Regions from separate parts of the Homo sapiens genome. Here region 2 is linked to region 1. A link is an interaction called in ENCODE POLR2A ChIA-PET data of the cell type or tissue named here. Cell type or tissue: OCI-LY7. All regions are shown on one strand. Links, peaks and the distances in the headings refer to the core of each region. The heading gives the core; the rest is flanking DNA.

The links. Peaks named below come from ENCODE experiments on the same cell type or tissue, not always from the same donor. Only the 100,000 strongest peaks of a DNase experiment are listed, where the experiment ranks them.
Region 2: POLR2A ChIA-PET joins it to region 1 with 5 read pairs; 2 of 35 experiments call an interaction of 5 or more read pairs at or near these places.

Annotation. Positions count from the first base shown.
Region 1 is chr6:108,632,984-108,637,389 of GRCh38, reverse strand. All of the region lies in intron 1 of FOXO3 (forkhead box O3), which reads right to left. Among named protein-coding and RNA genes, the nearest start is that of FOXO3, 74 kb to the right of the region's middle. In OCI-LY7, for the core only: no CTCF peak of the experiment used is centred there; a DNase peak (open chromatin) is centred at 1,719.
Region 2 is chr6:109,012,924-109,017,329 of GRCh38, reverse strand. The region is part of intron 1 of SESN1 (sestrin 1); the gene reads left to right. It also overlaps a transcript of ARMC2 not described here. Among named protein-coding and RNA genes, the nearest start is that of SESN1, 80 kb to the left of the region's middle. In OCI-LY7, for the core only: no CTCF peak of the experiment used is centred there; no DNase peak of the experiment used is centred there.

The DNA.
Region 1 (4,406 bases), core at 188-4,187:
TAAGCAGGACTCTGGGACAAAGCCCTCTGTCTGGTTTCTAGGCTGGTTTCTGGCTTTGTGTTCTGTATTGTGTCACCGAACCCAGCAGCACCTCGAGAAACTACTGATTCACATGTTCACAAGGAGCTCATCAAACTTAAATGTAACGCAATTTTTTCAAGTGGTGCTAAACTAGACAATTAAGGAAGACAAAAACAGGTAACAGAAAAATAGCCTCTCCACTTTCTATGTGTTCTCTCAATACCTCAATTTATTTTATTTCTTTCACAGCTGCGGAAAACCTCATTAAGGGAAGATATAAAGTTGTAAACTAAAATGAAGGACAGAGGCAATGTTGCTGCTCAATGCCCAGAAACTCTCTCCCTCTGCAGAAGTCTGCATCTCTCCCAGTCCATTCCTACATGTCAGAAAGATCTGCAGGTCCATTTACACAGCCTCCTTATTCGGAACAGGGGGATTTAAATAGAGGTGCTTCAGTGGGACCACCTGGGAGGATGTTGCAGAGCTGCCCAGGTGCCAGGGTCCTGTAACCTCTCAAATTCTTCCAGGGATGCAAATCAGGCTGGATGGACACAGAACATGAAGTCCTTCTCCAGAACACAGCACTTGTGAGTGGCTGCTAGGCTGGGTGGTCTTTGCTTCCTGTGGTTTCTCACCTGGCATATGTCAAAGGAAGGTCCCTTATTCTCTGATCCTCATCCTCACAAACTTCCAGAGCACACCCTGGAGACCTCCATCCCTATTTAAAGGAGGAGGCCACTTCCCAGGATGCACAGTGGTGAAGTGGTGAAGGGCTGGTCTGGTCTAGTCACCGCCTTCCTGAGAATCTAGGATACTAGCATGTGAGTGCTGAAAAAACACTCTAAGATGCTTGGTCTCTTGCCTCATGCACCCCCCACCCCAGCCCAGTTCCACTGGGCTCAACACACAGGGTTTGTTCTATTCCCGAAGGTTTAACCTGTAAGGATGCTGGGTTTACCCTTCCCCTCAGCTAAATGAGCTCTCTAGAGCATACGAAACAGTGATCTCCTGTTTAGAGATCTAGTGAATAAATGCCAAAGAAGTGGACATCTGACATCTGTATTCTCTGTGAGATCAAACTAACACTTGATGTGTGCATACTGCACAAGCTCACCACCCCCAACATCTATGAACAACATCGATACACTAGGTAACACACAGACTGGGACCTGGGCACAAGGATCACTTCAATCTCCAGGTCTTCCTCCCCAGAAGCAGGCAGAGGCACAGAGGTGCTAGTCACATTTCAGAAGCAGCCCATGAACCCAGCCCTCAGAACAATCTGTCTTCTCACTCCCCAGATGGAGGGCTTGCTTCCCTAGCTGAGGAGTGACAAGCTTAATCCCGCTTTGTGCGGGAAGACTGACAAGATTACCACACAACCAATCCAGAGTAGAAACAGCTTTCTTTTTTTCTGAGAAGTCTTATCAAGGAAACTAGTTCTTATACACAAAAGCTGTGCTTTCTAAAAATCTTCCTCCAGTCATCGTAACCAACTCATCATTCATAACCCAGCCCAATCCCTCTGACAGAGGCAGTAGGTCAGCATGGTCCAGAAAACATGAATTCTGCTGTATCTAACTGCCTGTAATTCACACAGCCTTACTTACCACCATCCACCTCTACTAACCACGAGGGCTTCCCCCATTATGCAACTGTACAAGTGGCCAATCGTTTCGCCACCCCTGCTGCAAGGTGCAATGCTATGACAGGATGTGCCTCTCTAGCAGAAAGGCAAGGCACCTCCCAGCACCTCCTGCAGCTCAGCTCCTGACATGTCTAAAGACACTTCTTGTTATAGAATCATGACATTTTATTCTTTTTGTGACACATTTAAAACAAACAAAATTACACAGAATATAACAAACACCTGTGTACCCACTGCTCGACTTTAGCAAATCTTAGTATTGTGCCGTATTTGCTTCAAAAAATTTTAACGAAGCAAAATATTCCAGATACAGGTGAAATACCCTTCGTATTCCCTCTCCTCATTCCATCTCTTTTCTACCTTTCTCAGAAGCAACCACGACCACTATCCCAAAGCTAGTATTTATTATTATTATTATTTTTTTTTGAGATGGAGTCTTGCTCTGTTGCCCAGGCCACAGTACAGTGGTGTGATCTCCGCTCACTGCAACCTCCCGGGTTCAAGAAATTCTCATGCCTCAGCCTTCCAAGTAACTGGGATTACAGGCGCCTGCCACCACACCCAGCTAATTTTTGTATTTTTAGTAGAGATGAGGTTTTGCCATGTTGGCCAGACTGGTCTTGAACTTCTGGCCTCAAGTGTTATCTGCCTGCCTCAGCCTCCCAAAGTGCTGGGATTACAGGTGTGAGCCACCATGCCCGCCATATTTATTATTTTATAAAATTTTAAATTCTTATATGAATATATATATACATGCACACAATGTATATATCAATACCTTATATATAAAATACAAAAACATTATATATAAAATACATAATACTGCTCGCATATTTTTAAACTTTATATAAAAGGTATACCATCCATATTGTTATATACTTGCATTTTTTGCTTAACTTTAAAAAATATTTATTCTTAAGTTTCAAATATATGCAGAAGTAGAAAGACTGTTATAATAAACCCACCCCCATGTACTCATCATCCAGCCTCATGATCCATCTTATCTGTATTAAGATTCACATCTATCCCCTACCCACTCATTCCCCTCCTGACCCTCTAATCACTCTGAAACAAATCCCATACGTGCAAAAAGTTTAAAGGTCTCATGCCTGTTGGAGTTGGCTTTCTAAAGAGAAGCCAAGGCAGAAGGGGGAAGGAAGGACCCAAGTACACAACCTCAAGCACCCTAGATATTATGGCTCAAATCATTAGCAGATGGATCAAACAGGCAAAGAGGAATGCCAGCTGTAGTCAGGCCCAGTAGTCTGAGTGTGAGTTTCTCCTTTCCCAGTGAATTTGGAGCAGGGAAGGGGGTCATCATCCCTGACCCTTTCCATTGCCCACTACCTTCAATCCCAGGTCAGATTCTTATCTCTGAAACCTTGCGCCACCCAAGATAATATCCTCATCACATAGAAACCCCATCTTCACCCTCCTTTATATACTCAATACCTGAACTGCATCTCTTGATAAATTCACACGCACACACGTCAGCAGTTGCTGATGTTTACCAAGTGCTTTGTTTATGCCAGGCATTTTTCTTTCATGCCTCCTGTTGCAAATTAACTCATTTTACAGATGAGGAAACTGTGGCACAGTGGAGTTAAATAATTCCTCCAAGGCCAATAGCCAATAAATGAAACCACATATTGGACCCAGATGAACTGGCTCCAAGGCCCATATAATAACTCACAAGGCCTCCTTAACAAAAGGACCAGTTCCATGTAAAGAAGCCACACATTCATTTGAGGTTTGGCGGCAATCAAAACTCTGCTAGCAAGTATGTGATATAAATCTGGGTAACTGAGCCAGACTGAAGGTTGCCTGTGGATTGCTCTGGGCAATTGGTTCTCAGCTTTTTAACTTTTTTTTTTTTTTAATTGACTTCTGTGCAAGAAAAGTAAAAAATAGTACAAAGGTAGACAAAAGCCATTCATTAGTCCAGTTTCTCCCCTCAACTTTACCCTCAACAGCCACTTATAACAGGGAACCAAAAAAGAGTAGATCATGCTCTTAATGCCTGAAAACACGTGACCTTCCTTCATCTTGAGAATGTGCTAGCACCATGTCAAAGAGCTTCATTGTACTGCATGCACAAAAGGGGGCAGAATTATAATGACCTAAGTATTTGACCTTCATGTAGTAAATGCATCAAAGCTTGGCTCCCTAACAATTTTTTGTCATTTATAATAGAAACTGTTTTTCATGCAGGAAATGCCACTTTTCTTTCAAGGACAAAACCCAGAATTTTACTCAGTAGTTTTTTTAAGTTGCATATATCTTAAGTGCTACATTCTTGATAATAAACATAAAATCTTTTTTTTTAAATCAGCAGATAAGACAAATCCTTCTCTTCTATTTGCCAATGCCACAAACACACACACATACACACACACACTTTCATACCCACATTCCCTCTCTCTCTAGTGCACGAGTGAAAGTTCTTATCCAAAGCAGGCTAAGGATTTTTCACTGTGATCACATTGTTTACTTCTAATTTATAAATGAGAATAAACACTACTGCCTCTACATCTCATTTTATTTATCCAATCAGTATTTATGGAGCACTGAGTATCAAGCACTATGCTCAATGCTAAAATATACCAGTCAACAAGATGCTCCTTAGAGTTTTTGTATTTTGAATATTGAGAAGAATTTCCTCTTTTGCTTAAATTCCTGGCTTTTGAACCCTCAATTAAGAAGATATCTTCCAGCTGAACTTTTACTTGCTTATGGA
Region 2 (4,406 bases), core at 278-4,277, 380 kb before region 1:
TGGGCGACAGAGTGAGACTCTGTCTAAAAGAAATGCATAAATTTGACATTTAGTAAATATTTACAAATAATGAATGATTGAATGCTAAATGGTTACATAGTATCAAGTTTTCTGTTAATTGGTAAAATAATAGCATTATTTTAAGGCTCAATGCCAAATAGAGCCTTAAAGAGAAAAAGCTGTGGGAACTACAACAGTTCATGTTTGTCTATTGAATTATAGACGAAATTCACCTTCACAATATAACTTTCATTTAGCCTGTCCTGGGTCTGGTCTATAACTGAAAGCATATAAAATATAAAATATATAAAATAATAGCATTATTTTACCAATGTAAACTTATACGAACATATATTTTAAAAATTAGACTCATAACAAATTAAGAGTGTTACCCTCTCCAATTTATATCATCTGAATAAAATACTATTTTAGTATTTCTGAGTTATTTGCCAGAAAATAAAAATGCAAAAATTAAGAAAATCATATTCTCTATTACTACAAGCAAAATGATCTTGAATTCCATTCAAATCTGAATTCCTGTAAAAAGCATACATTTTTAAGTGGTATTATATCTTTTATTGTTTGAGAGTATGTTTTGGCAAAACAGAAAGCTAGAATGGATAAGCAAATATAAACATTTTTATTTGATGAACTATAGTCCCCTAAATGTATCTATACCCTTTGGGTAAAGGGGAAAATGGCCCACAGAGTGAGAATTTGGGAGGGCAGAAGAACAGACAGGAAAGTTCAGTGAACAGCATTTTATTTTTAAAATACATAATAACCTACAAGTAGTCTCCAGATTTGGCCTTGTACTTGTGCTCAGGTTAAGAATCTACAACTTAATACCCTCTTGGAAAGCAAGAGACCTCTGAAGAAGGCAGAAAAAGAAGGTGGTTTAAAGGATTATAGGACCTACAACTAAAGATTATCAAAAAGGAACTGAGTAGGGGTTCTTTGAACTGTGCAAGAAAAGCACATATTGCAGAATTCTATTCACCACTTGGTAGTAATAATCATAGGGTGGGGAGGCATGGATAGGGAAGGCAGGATAGCTGTTATAAACAAAAACAACTGGATTTTAAAACTTTAGAATATTGTCATTGGTTTGTTTCTTTGAATAAAAATTACCGTTAGTATAAACAAAGCATTTAAAATTCTGTCATGATTAAGCTAATGACTCATTAATATGCATTTAGCCCAAACATTTTAACCACGGGTAAAAATCCTATGGTTAAATGGGATTAGTTCAGTTCCATTAAGTCTGTGGGTTCAGGATAAGTTAAAGATATTAGGTTTGGTTTTAATCTATTTTGAATGGATAATTTTTAATATTATGCCTGGCTAATTCCTCGTATTTAAAATTATAGGTTACATACTAAACCAGTTCTTGGCCTGTGCACAAATAGAAGCACTATGAGAATTTCATGTGTTCACATTGTTTAGGTACAAATGAAATCTAGCCCCTCAAAAAACTGTTAGAAAAATTATACAACACAGAGTATATTCAGTCTGAGAAATATTTTCTACTTGCATATATTTAGTATCTTTTGTTGCCTTTTTTGAGTTTGTATATTTCCTTCTCCTTCTTTAAAACCTTCAGTAGCGCCTAGCAACATATGGCTTAAAGTCCTAACCGTCCATTTCCCCCTCACATTCACCTTTTTCATAGACCTCATAGTATTCCAAATTAAACCCATTCCTTCTTATTTAACTCAGTGATGATGCTGAAAAGTAGCCTCTAAACATTGTAATATGTCTGAATGAATTCTCCCACTTAATTTTTATATCTCAACAGACACTTTCTTTTCTATCACTTCACCTTGGATAGACCTAAGGATTATTTAAAGCCAAACTTGGTTACAAAGTGTTTCTGAATCTTGTCAAACAATGGTATCTTGTCAGACACAGGCAGTGTCTGACTTGTAAGTACATGCCTGACTTAACAAGTGATCCATACATGCTCTTGTCAGACCCTGTATAGCTGCTAGCCTGGTAGTGCAGGAGAGCAGTCACAGAAATATCAAAGAAAAAATCAAAGGAGCTTGGGTATCTATGAGTTCCAAGGAGAAGTGGAGAGATTCTGAAAGACAGATTGCTTAGCAGAGCTGAACCCAGTAGAAGCTAATTCCCTCACAGAGTCAGCCTGCCTGCCTATAAACAGGCAGGTTTTGTGGCCCCTAAGCCTCAAAAATGTTTACCTGAATAGTGAACTTGAAATTCATTATTAGGCTTTCAGTTAAGCTTAAACAATTTTTTAATGGAAACATCTCTTCAGAGTTCATTCGATACATAATTTTTGAGGGTCTCCTGTGTGCAGGGCACTAGGACATTGGAAATATAGCAGTAAACCAAAAATACAGACATTCTGATTTTATGAAGCTTATATCCTATTGAGACAAACTAAATAAATAAATAGGAGGTATCAGTAACTTACAAAATTAGTGTGATTTGTTTGAGAAGCCAGCTTTCTTCCTAAAACGTACCACTTTTTGAGAAACGGGGGTCATGTGAGGAACATGTAGGAGGTTGGGTAGATTCAGATGAGATATGTAGTGAACAGGCTTTGGGTGGCATGAGGCCACCAAAGGCCCAGAAAGAGACACTGAGAGGAGTGACAGAAATATGGAGGAGAGAAGCTCTCAAAGCCCAAGATCACCCATTCCATGATTTCTTAAAAACAAAACAAAACAAAACAAACAAACAAAAAAACTCACCCTGAGTAAAAGCAAGGGAGATAAATTTTTCTGTCTTTCTACCCTCTTTTCTTGCCTCCAGAATCAAGAACTTAGGTGAATACACAGTTATCAAAATTGTAAATATATATTCGGTAAATGCAGCAACCTCATATAGTGACTGCTGCTTTGGATTCTGACAGACCTGAGTTCTAATTCCAGGCTGAATTTTACAAGTTTTATAACTTTGGTCAAGTTGCCCATACTTTTAGTTTCTATGTCACAAATTTGTAAAATAAAAATAATTACATCTGCTTTATACATGTAAAGTGTTGTGTCTGATACACAGGAGTTAACAAATTACTGGTCTTATTATTATCAGCCTAGAAAACCTGACCGTTATTTAACACATTGATTTTGGGGTAAAAGCAACTTTTAAATTTAAAACCACTGACACTTCTTGGAATACTACTTATTTACAAATATTGGTGATGCCTCATATTTCTAAACAGCTATGTAGAAAGTTAAAACACTACATTTCTAAAAGAGGAAACTCTAAATGAGAGGAAAATACCAAAGACTTGTCAACATTCTTGCTCCTTTAAAGTGATATAATTCTAAAAATTGAAGAACTGAAAAAAAAAAAAAGTATAGAGCAAATAAGAGGATCAGTTTAAAGTTCAGTGCTAAAAGGATCTTAATGTACCCAAAACATGATGTTGAAAAGGGAAAAAGTGCTTAGCAGACAAGCTATGTAGATAAAAACAGGAAGATATGAGCTGGAGGAGAAAAATCTAGACAAAATTAGTAAGCAGAAGTAGTCTTATAAACCAGCATTTGTTCTAAATGAAACGTTTTAAATGACAATAGGGGATTTTTCAAGAATGCTTAAACCACATAAATGTAACAAATCCCACTCCCACTCTTAAAGGAGTTCTTTGGTTTAATGGCTAAAACCATTACTGTATGTTTTCTAACCAATTACTGCATTAAGTATAATTCTGATTCCAATGAGGAGATGTGCAAATCTATAGTACAGGGTTTAACATGTGGTCCATAAAAGTATGATTATGCCTTTTAACCTAATTACTGCTTTTTCTACTAAAATATATCTATTCCTTGTCATGAATTGATTATACTTTTTAAAGACCTAATGCGCTCAGGGAAGCCACTTGGTCAGGAGAGCAGATAATCTGAGATTTATCTCCTAAATTTCAAAAACAAGAGTTTGAGGCATGATTGCCTCCCTCAAGGAACTTAACTACCATACTGGAGAGACAGAATCCACTGTCATCTTCTACACTTCTCTCCCTTCCCATTGTTCCGAAGACTGCCCTCTTGCCTTGCCAAGATTGCCTCAGCAGCCTAACTCATCTCCTTGCCCCTAGTTTTGCCCCTTGCAATATATTTTTCCAAACCTTAGCTGACATGCAAATCTGATGTCACTCTACAGTTTACAACTTTCAGTAACTCCACAGTACCCTTAAGAATGAAATCCGTATTCTTTAATGAAGCTTAACACTCCCTCATTACTGCTTATCTTTTTTTTTTTTTCCCTGTTGCCAGGCTAGAGTGCAATGGTGCGATCTTGGCTCATCGCAACCTCTGCCTCCCGGGTTCAAGCAATTCTCCTGCCCCAGCCTCCAGAGTAGCTGGGACTACAGGCGCACACCACCACGCCCAGCTAATTTTTTTGTATTTTCAGTAGAGACGGGGTTTCACCATGTTGGC